Regions from separate parts of the Homo sapiens genome. Here all the other regions are linked to region 1. Evidence: chromatin contacts called from ENCODE Hi-C data. All regions are on one chromosome and are shown on one strand. Each heading gives the region's core, a stretch centred on a gene start or an enhancer-like site at or near the end of the contact. The rest is flanking DNA. Distances are from core to core; before and after follow the strand shown.

What was found. Hi-C counts contacts between places; a loop is a spot of excess contacts on that map. Pooled maps may share reads with other maps.
Region 2: a loop to region 1 is called in a map with no recorded cell type, with 8 times the contacts of the local background. The contact joins the enhancer-like site here to the promoter of MAN1A2 in region 1. A Hi-C loop is called at or near these places in 2 of 37 single-sample maps with no recorded cell type and 2 of 50 pooled maps.
Region 3: a loop to region 1 is called in a map with no recorded cell type, with 5 times the contacts of the local background. The contact joins the promoter of MAB21L3 here to the promoter of MAN1A2 in region 1. A Hi-C loop is called at or near these places in 2 of 37 single-sample maps with no recorded cell type and 2 of 50 pooled maps.
Region 4: a loop to region 1 is called in a pooled map, with 11 times the contacts of the local background. The contact joins the promoter of VANGL1 here to the promoter of MAN1A2 in region 1. A Hi-C loop is called at or near these places in 3 of 37 single-sample maps with no recorded cell type and 9 of 50 pooled maps.

What each region holds. Positions count from the first base shown.
Region 1 is chr1:117,366,021-117,368,720 of GRCh38, reverse strand. MAN1A2 (mannosidase alpha class 1A member 2) reads right to left here and starts at 1,272. Exons shown (of 13, transcript NM_006699.5): 1 at 236-1,272. The coding sequence starts at 537. RefSeq lists an enhancer at 207-346 and a silencer at 1,217-2,036.
Region 2 is chr1:118,913,120-118,915,860 of GRCh38, reverse strand. TBX15 (T-box transcription factor 15) reads left to right here. Exons shown (of 8, transcript NM_001330677.2): 6 at 1,682-1,746. Among named protein-coding and RNA genes, the nearest start is that of TBX15, 74 kb to the left of the region's middle. Within about 2 kb of position 1,385, at least 2 of the 41 ENCODE cell types and tissues checked have a DNase peak (open chromatin) inside an H3K27ac peak, as active enhancers do.
Region 3 is chr1:116,110,060-116,112,762 of GRCh38, reverse strand. MAB21L3 (mab-21 like 3) reads right to left here and starts at 1,364. Exons shown (of 8, transcript NM_152367.3): 1 at 1,253-1,364; 2 at 953-1,134; 3 at 100-356. The coding sequence starts at 147.
Region 4 is chr1:115,640,451-115,643,246 of GRCh38, reverse strand. VANGL1 (VANGL planar cell polarity protein 1) reads right to left here and starts at 1,277. Exons shown (of 8, transcript NM_138959.3): 1 at 1,161-1,277. RefSeq lists an enhancer at 662-1,420 and a silencer at 556-1,545.

The sequences.
Region 1 (2,700 bases), core at 23-2,522:
AGAGAAGAACGACTTAGGTAGGACTCCAGTCCTACCAGTCTATGGACTCTACCATAGACTGGAGGTAGAGTCCCTCCAGTCTATGGTTTTATTCAGCCAGTCTTGAAGTAACAATACAATATTTATGACTCGAAAAATTACATTTTACTGCAAGAAAAAAAAAAGACAGATTCGATCCAATCACCGTACCTTGCTCTGCCAAATGTTAGTACCAGAACTTCTGAAATAAACAAACCTGTGTCTATGTTCATCGGGTCCATGGATCAGGAAGACTCCGGGGTTTTTAGCCCCTTTACCGGCATCTACATGTGGAATTAACACATCTTCTAAACCCAAATCAAAGCGTTTGTGTTTTGAAGAGTCTGGAAGGAAAAAGAATGCCCCAAAACACAGAGTGATGAAGGCACTAAGAATAAGGAGAAGAATAAACTTCTCAGAAAGTCTCAAGGTAGCCCTGTGATGTGGGAAGGAAGGCGGCCCCAGGTTCAGAGGTGGTATCCTACGTCCAGAGAGGGGCAGCAGGGCTGGGGTAGTCATCGTTTACGCTCTTGGAGAGAATACTTTAGAAAGTTCTCATCTTATGTCAAATGTAGAATACATTGAACTGTCTTCAAAATCTTGGCCAAAATGGGAAAACTCAATTTTGCTCCTCTTAAAGGACTGTTGTGCTTTTTAAGAGGGCACGTCATTCACGCCCATCCATTCCCACTCAGAAACGTGTGTGACCTCCCCCAAACGATCACAAGTTTAGGTCCTGCGATATCCTCTTCAACATCTGTACTTCATCGGATTATTACAAGCCTCCTCTTCATTCCTAGGGGTAGATCAGGCAAGCCACACTGCAGAAAAGCTGCAAGGTGGGTTCTTCCATTCCTGCACCTCAGTGAGATGCTCAAACGTAGTCTTCCGCCCCGAAAGGGAGACTGGCGACATCCGAGGAGTTGTAGAAGGTTCACTTGATCTCCTTCGACGCTTCTATTCCAGAATCTCTTAACCTTAGCGGTGGAAAAAATAAGGGTCTCCCACGGACGTCTGCAAACAGGGAGGAAGGTCTCCCACTTCGCTGGGAAGCCGAAGCAGCGGCGCTGGGCGAAGTAGCAGGAAGGAGTTCTCGGCCGCCCGCGCTTCCCGGCGCTGCCTGGCAGGAACCTGGCGCCCGGCTGAGTCCCGCTGCTGCCCACTCGACGGCTGGCGCGAAGGGCAATAGCGTCCGAAACACCTGAGTCCGGCCAGCCGCCGCGGCCGCCGCCGCTGTTGCTACCGCACGGGTCTGTCAGGGAGCGGAACTTCCTCCTCCGGCGGCCACTGAGAAGCCCCGGCGTGTCCTGGGGGAGGGGAGGCGCGGCGGCCGCCCCCGCCGAGCTCCTCCTCCTCCTCCTCCTCCTCTTCCTCCTCCTCCTCCTCCTCTCCGCGGCCGGTTCAGTGAACCCCGGCGCCTGCTCCCCGAGCTAGGCCGCCGGCCGCAGTGGCCGAGCCCTCGCGCCTAAGAAGCCGAGCCGGGGCCCACGCTCCGAGAGCCCGGGGTAGGCGCCGGCTCATTCCTCACTCAGCCCTGGAGCGGCGGGAGGGCCTGGGCGCGCGGGAGCAGCCGCGCCTCGGGCGGGCAGAGGTCGGCCGCGTCTCCTTCCTGCCCGGCCGCGGGGGCCTCCTCCGCGCCGCCTCCGGTGGCTCGCAGCTGCTGGCTCTGGCGGCGGCTGCCAGAGAGGCAGCGCGCCCACGCCGCTCGGGGCTGCGGCCCGGTCCCCGTACCCTGCCTCCCCAGGCCTGGTGAGCGCAGCAGCTGCTGGGCCGACACCCGTTGGGCTCACGCCGGAGAGGAACCGGAGGGCGGGGGCGATGGGACCCGGGCCGGCCTACCGGCCCCGGCTCGCGAGTGGGCGTCCCCGGGCGGCGGAGTGTGAGGTGCGCGCGCACGCTCCCGGCTCCGCTGCCGCCGCCCCTCCCCCACCCAGCCTGGCTGCCCGGGCTCCGGCCTCGCGCCGCTGCCGGCTCCAGCAGCCCGAAAGCGTACTGCTGCCGCCGCCGTCTGAGCGCGAAAGAAGAGAAGGTCGCCGATCTGCGCTGCCACGAGAACTTCACCGGTGCCCAGGGCCTTGCCACCGCCAGTTCGTGGGGTTGACCCAGCGTTTGGGCGAGAGGGAGCGAGGGGTTGGGTCGCGAAGGTTTCGCTGAAATGTAGTGTCACCGGAGTTAATGGCTTCTGATGGCTTAGGTTAACGTTTACTGTGATTCTTTGGAAGTCTTGTCTTCAGCGATAGACCGTCAGGCCCGAGGATTCAGCAACAGGGTCTCAAACTTCCACGCAGCAGCCCATGCTCACGTTATTGGGCCCCCGAGGCTCGATTAATAGAGCACCAACATGTGCCATGTTACGTTTTTAAAATAAAGTGGTGACCCTGCTCCTTCAGCTGGGCTTCCTTTCAGAGGAATCTAGGTACCCCCGATATGACAGGCGTCTCTTCATTGTTCAGTTTCTGGGGCACGTTCTATCATCTTCACACACCTCATCAACCCCCTTCCCATAAAAGAGAAAATGGATGAATAAGGAGGTGCTGAAACCCAAAAAGGCGACAATATTGTTTACGTTCAGGCTTAAAAACAATCTGAATCAATTCTGTTCTCCGTAGTATTGAGGAGAGCCATGTTGTGATTAAGTGCAAAAGATTTCCTTGCAAGATACATAGACTCTTGCATCCGATT
Region 2 (2,741 bases), core at 136-2,635, 1.5 Mb before region 1:
AGAGTGCTGTTATATTTACAGGGGTCTGTGGAGACCCCCAAAACATGGTATCACAGTCATGTGTCAGAAATCCCTATCATAAATGAGTTGGACAGGATAAACCAACTTGAAAGAGAAAATAAAATATTATAACTCCAACTTGAAAAGAAAATATGGTGCATGGTTTATTGCTGTGGATTATGGAGGAAGAAAGAACTGATTTTCGGTCAAACACAGAAAAGCAGTGACACTCTTTAAACTCAATACAGTATTCATATGGCAGACACTCGACTTTAGAAAGCCAAACCTTTAGACTCCTGCTATGGTCTATAAAATACATGTAAAATTGCTTTTGCTACATTGTTGGTGCTGCATAATTAGTGTGCAATTTTAAAGGCAAGGAATATTTAGGAAGAAAATAACCTTGAAGCCTGGAAGACTCTTTCAAGTCAGAGTCTGTTTGTCAGAATCTCACATTGCTTTGAAAGACCTTTAAAGACTGCGGTCTTGGGAAATTCCACTCTGATAAAATGAGGTGAAAGAGAACTAGGAAAGATTTGCAATGTAGGAAACAACTTTAGCTGTCCTAGTGATACGTTCTACAATTATCAAAAATATGAAGATGGTCTTAAATAATGAGATTCCCTTATTTCTAGAATCACCTTGCATTGGGAGTGCCTTCCTTCCTTCCTGAGCTCCCTAGCACCTATGCCTAAGTCTCCATTGCTTGCATGTAGTGAGTCATTAACAATTCAGACACAAAGGTACCAAGGCTGAAAGTGGAAACACTAGAGTGCATGTGACATATGTTGTTCAGGCTTGTTCTAGTCTACAGGCATGAGGGCAATATATACAACCATGGCAGGGTTTGCCAGAACTAAGATAGGATGCAATGGATGGGGACTTATGCATTGAGTGGGGGTTGAACCACATGGCCCCTGAGGACCAAGCTGGTGACACAATTGGATGTGCTAGCTTGGTCAGCCTTATGAAACTGGCTCTTTGTTTCTGATTTGCTTGTGAGTCTTGGAGACTGGATAACATGTACTGCATCCTGCCCCATTCAGTCTCACATTGTAGATTTTCCTTTGGGTAAGACCCTGGCAAAAGTCTGCTTTTTCTGTCTTCTACATGAACATTTCAAGTCATTAAATGAATAATTTCTAGTGGTAGGAAAGGCATGCCTTCAGTGAAATGGCAAATGCAGTCAATTTTTTGGGTCTTTCAGGCTAAGGCAGATTGTCTTGTGGTCTGATTCCACCTAACTGAATTGACTGAGTCCATTATTAATTATTAACTCACTTACACATCATTTGTTTACTCACTCATTCAACAAGCATTTTTTAAGTGCCTCCCGTGTGTCATGTACCATGGACGTGACCATTGACCAATTTTCCATTTCAATATCTGTCTAGGCAAGTGATTTACCACCACTCTGGGGCAAGGAAGGTGAGTAGGAGAGAGTTTTTAGAGTCACATACTGGGCAAATTTTAGTTTTTATAGAGAAGTGAGTCGGGTGGGTCAGACATCTGTGTGCCAGGCCAAGTTCTATATCCAGCTTCAAATTAAATCTTGAGCTGAAAGGAAATTAAATAAAAGCAACAACTGTTATTAAAAAAGTGATTTTTGTAATTTTCTAGGAGTACTAAGAAAGAAATCAGTTAATATAAAAGCAATTCATACTTATTTGTTTGTTTCCAGATTACCAGATTAAAAATTGACCGAAACCCTTTTGCTAAAGGATTCAGAGATTCTGGGAGAAACAGGTAAGAATCACTGGGGAAGAGGCACTTCTTTTCTATGTGACATTACTTCCCTCACATCCTGCTGATGGTTGATGGCTCCTGCCTTTTAGAAAACACCTGTATGCTCCGCCACTGTGTACACTTCGGCAAAGAGAAATGGATAGCTAACGTAAGAATCAAATTCTTTGTTGCATAGTCTAAATCACCAGATCAAATCCCTCATGCTGTTTTCTTCCCCACATCATATTTAGTAATTGAGTCACTTAAAACAAATTTTATGGTAATTTATTATCATTAAAAGATTGCCATTTTTCTCTGATAAGTATCTATAGGTGGCTTCAGCACCTGCAGTGATATCTCATATATTTCTCATTCCCAGGAAACAAGGAGTTGTAGACAAATAACATTTTTTCAGAAAATTACTACCTTAAGAGCTAAAACAGTGTGAAAAAAAATGTAACTGTTTTTCTCCTGGGAAATAGTTCCAAAATATATCAGATGCTTCCTGCTTTAGAAAAGAGAGTTTACAGAACACCCCTTTCTTGATGACTTAGCCTCAGTCACTATGACTAGGTTATTATATAGTGAATCTCTTATTGCTGAAGTTTATAGGACCATTTGCTCCTGCTATAAATGTCCTTAGAGACTGTGTCATTTCTCTTGTTGATACTTCTTTCTTTTCTCGAAATTCTTTCTCACTCCTCCTATATAAAATTAAAAGCTGTTACCTATGGAAAGTTAGGAGAGAATCAAAATGGGTAGGGAAACCAGCTATATCTAAGATTATTCAATCAGAAAATTTCATCTTGTATAGACAGTATTGAATCCACAAATGTGACACATCTGTCTCATAAGTGCGTAGGCTTTGCAATGACTGTTTATTTTAATAGATTTTTTTTTTTTATAGTTTGAGGGCATTTATTTACATTCAAATGACAGATTACCAGGGGTTATCTTTGGTATTCTGTCTGTAAGAATTTTCAAATAAACCAAAAACTTTTATTTCAAACCATTTT
Region 3 (2,703 bases), core at 115-2,614, 1.3 Mb after region 1:
GTCTTTAGAAAGAGCCTGAGATCCTTTCTGGACGAAGGTTTGTTTGGAAGTAGTGTGAATGGGGAGGGGGTTCATGGGAGAGACCGGGTCTGTCCTTACCTTATTCAGTAGGCAATCTTCTAAGTCTCCCACAGTAAGGTATTTCATGGCTTCTTGGTCAGTCCTCAGTAGAACAGCAACTTCCTGGTTTTTTTTTTTTTCTCAATGGAGTGCAACACTTGTGAGTAGATAGCACTCCCAGTAATGTGAGTCTCTGGGTACTAAGTTTTTCTGGAAGTGTGTAATGGACCAGAGACTTGCCTTCCGAACCCTTCACTCATGTTTTTATTTCCAAATTGTGAAAATCCATCTGTCATCTTTTGGGAAATTAAAAAAAAAAGAATTTAAAAAGAAGAGTTGATAAAATTGAATTTGAGTCCAACCTAATCATACCTTAGTTAGCTACATTGACTGGTGCTTTCACCAGAGAGCAATTTTCCAAATTGTATTTCCCACCCAAGTACTTAAAAGTTCCATCCAAGTCAGAAATACCCTGTAGTTGGCTTCTCCCCACCTTTTATGCTCCTGTCCCAACACTAGATGCACCGTGGAACTCAGTATCTTATATCTCCTGGTCCTTATCCTGTTGACAGTAAACACCCCTTGCTCTCCAAGCCAGAAAATCCCACGGATTGATTTACCTTCTTTACAATAAACAAATAGGAAACTGCCCAACAACCAGCCTGACACCCATCATTATGCCCGCAAACAAGTGATCAGGTCTTGTCAGCCAGCGCAGAGCACAACGGTTGGCATTTAGAAAAGCATGCACACACGTACACACAGGCACACACATATACACAGGCACACACGTACACACAGGCACACACATATACACAGGCACACACACGTACACAGAGTGCACACGGGCACACACCCACAGGAATGGCTGGTCAGGAATCCTTCTGCTCACCTGCTGACCTTTAAACGTAATTTCCCTCTTCCAACTTGAAAGCTGGCAGTAAAAATAAAGTCAGTGTAAACAGGTCCCTTTAGAGTCGAGGGAACACTCACGTCTGGTTTTGCCAGCAAAACTTATGTTGGAAAACAGCTCAGGCAGTAAATTCCCAGTTGGGCTGGCTGGGGCTAGTTTTACTACAGAAAAAAAAAAAAAATTTCACAATGGTCTGATCTCCTTGAAGCTGGTAAACATCACGGAGTCTGCTATCAGATAATCTAAAGAAATTACAGCCCTTCTGGGAGCACTACTTACTTTTAAACAATGTTCCAAAGGCAAGTGTTTCCAAGCCCACCTGTAAGTGCTGCCCACAAAGGCCACTGCACTATTTGGGGCCTCAGCGTTTGCATATCTTCCCATACTCTGCCCCAAGCAAAAGCCGCATCAGAGCTCCCTAGCTGCTCTGTGCCCCACCCACGTCATTACCTCCAGCTTTCAGTCCAACTTCTACAGAACTCCTGCCAATGCACAGCCTGATATAAATATTGTAAAGCTACATCCTCTCCAATGACCCTCTGATAGCACCCCTCAAAACAGCCTTGATTTTCCATTTGTTTCTATATGTAATTCTAAATCTCCTTCTTTTGATATCAAGTGCTCCCAAATTTTTCAGAATCTTATTCCCTGGGCTTTTCTTATCATAGTAGTGCCAAACTATTTGTTTTTCACAGACAGCAAGAGCCTCTTTCTCTGAACTTGCAATTTAGAATTCTCTCTCCACCTCATTTTCAACATTACGAAAGTCCCACTGTTTCTCTCATGTGCTCATTTTTGTTGTTACTTCTGCTTTCACTGTAATCATTAACTTGTGAGTCCCTTTCCTCCGGTGGGGTCTTTCCTAATGTTCGAGGGTTACCCCAGACACCTGTCATCAGATGCACAAACTTTCATTATTTTTGCACCTGTGGCTGCCCTATCTTGATTGCTCCAGTACCGCAGCTGATCAAAATGTTATAACTGGAATATTCTCTTGCCCTACGATCCAGCGACAATTGCCGGCTGTGAGCAGGGAAAGCAACCAACAGGGCCAACTGAGCAATCAGGAAACGAAGAAATAATCATGTGCTCAGGGAAGCTACACAGTCCGATTTTACCAGGATGTCATATCCAGGGAATAGGTGTGTTGTGGGGGCACAACCCAATTCCCTACTCCATGATTTAGCTCCTTATGGGCAAATGCTCTGAAATACAGGGCAGTCCCACAAATAGACTCTCTGACAGCTCCTGTCTGACAGTTTGATGAAGACAAGCTTTTTTTAGATGTAGATATCTGGGTAATTGGATATAGGATTCGCAAAAGGATTGAATTACAGTAAGCCTAAGGCACTTGTATGCTAGGCCACTGAGGAAATTCAAAGTTAGCTCAGGTTCTCTTCCTTCCTCAGAAAATAAATATTCTCCTTTCTCATGACTCACACCAAATGCAAGTACGGAAATGTAAACCTGCTTTGGCTCAGTTTCCATTGTGAAGACTAAGAACTTATTACAAGTCAGGTTAACAAGGCATGCAAAACCCTACGCTGCCAATCTGAGAAGTCCCGGGGAGATAATGCTAGCCCTGGTTTACCAGCAGAAGTGTTTGTTACTGATTTACTTAGTGTCTGAGATTTTAATTCCAAGAAGGAGGAAGGTTAGCTTGATCAAAATCAACCTTAAATATACAAATTTGTTAAAGTTTGCAGGATTACAAACTCTGACTTTTTTTT
Region 4 (2,796 bases), core at 28-2,527, 1.7 Mb after region 1:
GCAGCCCCGTAAAATTTATAAACATGTCAGTGAAAATGCCAGATTCTTTTACAGTTTGTTAGCTTTTGGACTAAGTGTCTAAGAATACATTCATTTCTAACCAAAGCCAGGTCAAGAGTTTTAACAAAATGCATGGGCCATCTACACAATCATCATCATAAGGCGCTCTAACACTTCCTAAGGAGAATCTAAGAGAGCTCACAACACCTTCGCAGCGTGGGCATTAGACCTGGTTTGGAGAAGTGAAAACTGAGCAACAGATTCCTCAGCTCCAAGTCTCATCTGCTCATCACACAGCAGCCAGGCCGCGGCTCCGCCCCACTGCTGCCGCCACCACGGACGCGTTTAAATTTTTATAAAGCTTCACACTTCTCTAGGCGCGATGCTTGGGGCAGTTCAAAGACTGCAGAAGGAAATGAGGTCCTGCCGGTGGCGAAGGCTGCCCCGGCGCGGTGAGATTTCCTCCAGCAGGGACACCTTGGGCAGAGACCCGCCAGGCGCCTCTGCTCCACCCCGGCGTTTTTGAAAGTAAACTCCTACCTGCCTGTTGCGCTCTCCGAGGCGCAACCGGACTCGCCCCCCAGGCCTCCAGGGCCGGCTCAATTTTTTGTGAGCGAGGTGTGCACACAGACCAGCTCTGTCCCGGTTCCTGGCGAAGGGCCAGGCGGCGCCCGGGTCGAGCCCCGCCAGGGGTGGGAACCCCGGTGCGCGCCCGGCTCCCGCCCTGCACGGCTGCTGCAGCCGCCCGGTGCCTCCAACGCTCGGCCACTCCCTGCCGGCCTGCCCGCCGCCCCGGCACGCGCACCGAAGGGGCGCACTCCAAAGGCCAGCCCGGGGAGAAAGGGACGTCCGAGGTGTGAGCAGGGAACCCCGGGACCCCAAGGAGTGGGGTGCGGCGGAGATCGCACGGCAGGGCCAGGAGGGGCGCAACGCATGGGGAGAAGAGTGGAGTCAGAGGAAGCACTACCCGGAGCGCTCCGGAGGAGGGGAGGGAGCCCCCGGCCCGAGGCGGGAGCCGGCCACCCGGGGTCGAAGTCCGGCGGGGCGAATGCGGGAGGAGGGCGCAGGGGCACGCGGGGTCCGAGGTGGGGGCGTCTCCCAGCCAACGGTCTGCCCCGGGGACCGCCGCCGCGCAGCGCTCGGCCTCTCGCGGGACTCACCTCCGCGCCGGCCGCCCGAGCTCCGCGGCCCGCGGTCTCGGCTCACAGCGGCCCCGGCTCTGCGGCCTGCGCTGGGCTCCTGGAGAGGCAGAGCCCCGCCGCCGCCGCCGCTGCACTGCTGCTTTCCGCTTCCTGTCCCGGCGCCGCCCCGCAGCCCGAGCCCAGCCCTGCGAGCCCGGCGCGGCCGCGAGCCAAGAACAGCTAGCGCTGCCGGCCCCGCCGCGGGGCCGGCCCACCTGCAGCGGAGGGCGGGGCTCGGCCGGCGTCCCCCTCACCTCGTCACCGCCCCGACCCCACACACCCGGGACACACACGAAGGCGTGCGCGGTCACACTCTTACACACGGACCAGGGAATGACACCTCCCACACTCATTCACCCTCATACACACACTCACCCTACACAGACGTGCACAGCCCAGTAACCCACTCTCTTCTGGGCAGACACACACACTATAAACACATGGCCCAGGGATTGATCTCCGACACCGCCCCCTCCCTCCCCCACATACTTGGAATCTCAAGCTCACACACACACACACACACACACAATCATGCACAAAATCCGAGCCCATTTGCCCTCACGAGTGCCCCCATCCACATATTCACACGGCTCAGGGACTAACCCCCCAACCCCACTCAACACACACTCATATACACACTTTCCAAGAACTGACCGACAAATATCCATATACACCATATCTCAACCCATATACACACACTTAAACTCACATGTAGCCCTGGAAATGACCCCACAAATAGACACACACACACACACACACACACACACACACACACCCCCTACAAGCCACCACAGCAAGCCTCTCCCCTCCTCCTCCCTTATCAGAGCAGGCACTGCCGCCAGCCTAGTCTCCTAGAAACTGCTAGATGAGCACATCTCTGCAGGCAGGTAGCTGAAGCTTCAGTGCTGATTCCAACCAGGTACTGTTTCCTTTCTGAGCCTTTGTTTACCTGTCTGAAAAGTGGTGAGGATGCTGCTGTCCACCTTGCAGGATTGTGGTGAGGATTACAAAACAGTTGGCAACGATTTTCATGAATATTTGCACTTTTCTTAGTTGTCTTGTGTTGGTAGCATTAGGGTTCCTTACTGATCATCTCCAATCTAGCTGGGACCCAAAGCTGCTTACGTGGCAGGATTTTCCAGTGGAAGCAGTGTATAATGAAGTGCTGAATTTCCTAAGAGTTGTCTACAGGAGTATTGCGGGCATTTGGGGTGGGGAAATGCAGGCCCACCCTGACTAGCCTTAATCAGGGAACCTTGGCTCCAAGAACCCCTCACTCCCTTGATCACCTCTTCCTCATCCCTTCTAGACTCCATTTTCTCTCGCATATGTCACATTTCCTTGAGAAGACACCCATATGTTCAATGTGGCTGATTTTCACCACTCCTAGTCCCCAGGCTCTGCTGCCCCACTCAGTGGCCTAGACCATCTTCCTCCCCCACCCCCAGCCTCCCAGTAGGCTCCAGAGAGCAGATGTTGCTGACTCAGGCAGCCAGGTTCCTATGGGTAAAGCCAATGGTCTATTCACCCAAATCAGCACTCAGGGTCAGAAATGTAGAACATTATAAAAACATGTCTCTCTCATCTCTAAAATGTAGAACTTTCAAAGTTCAAA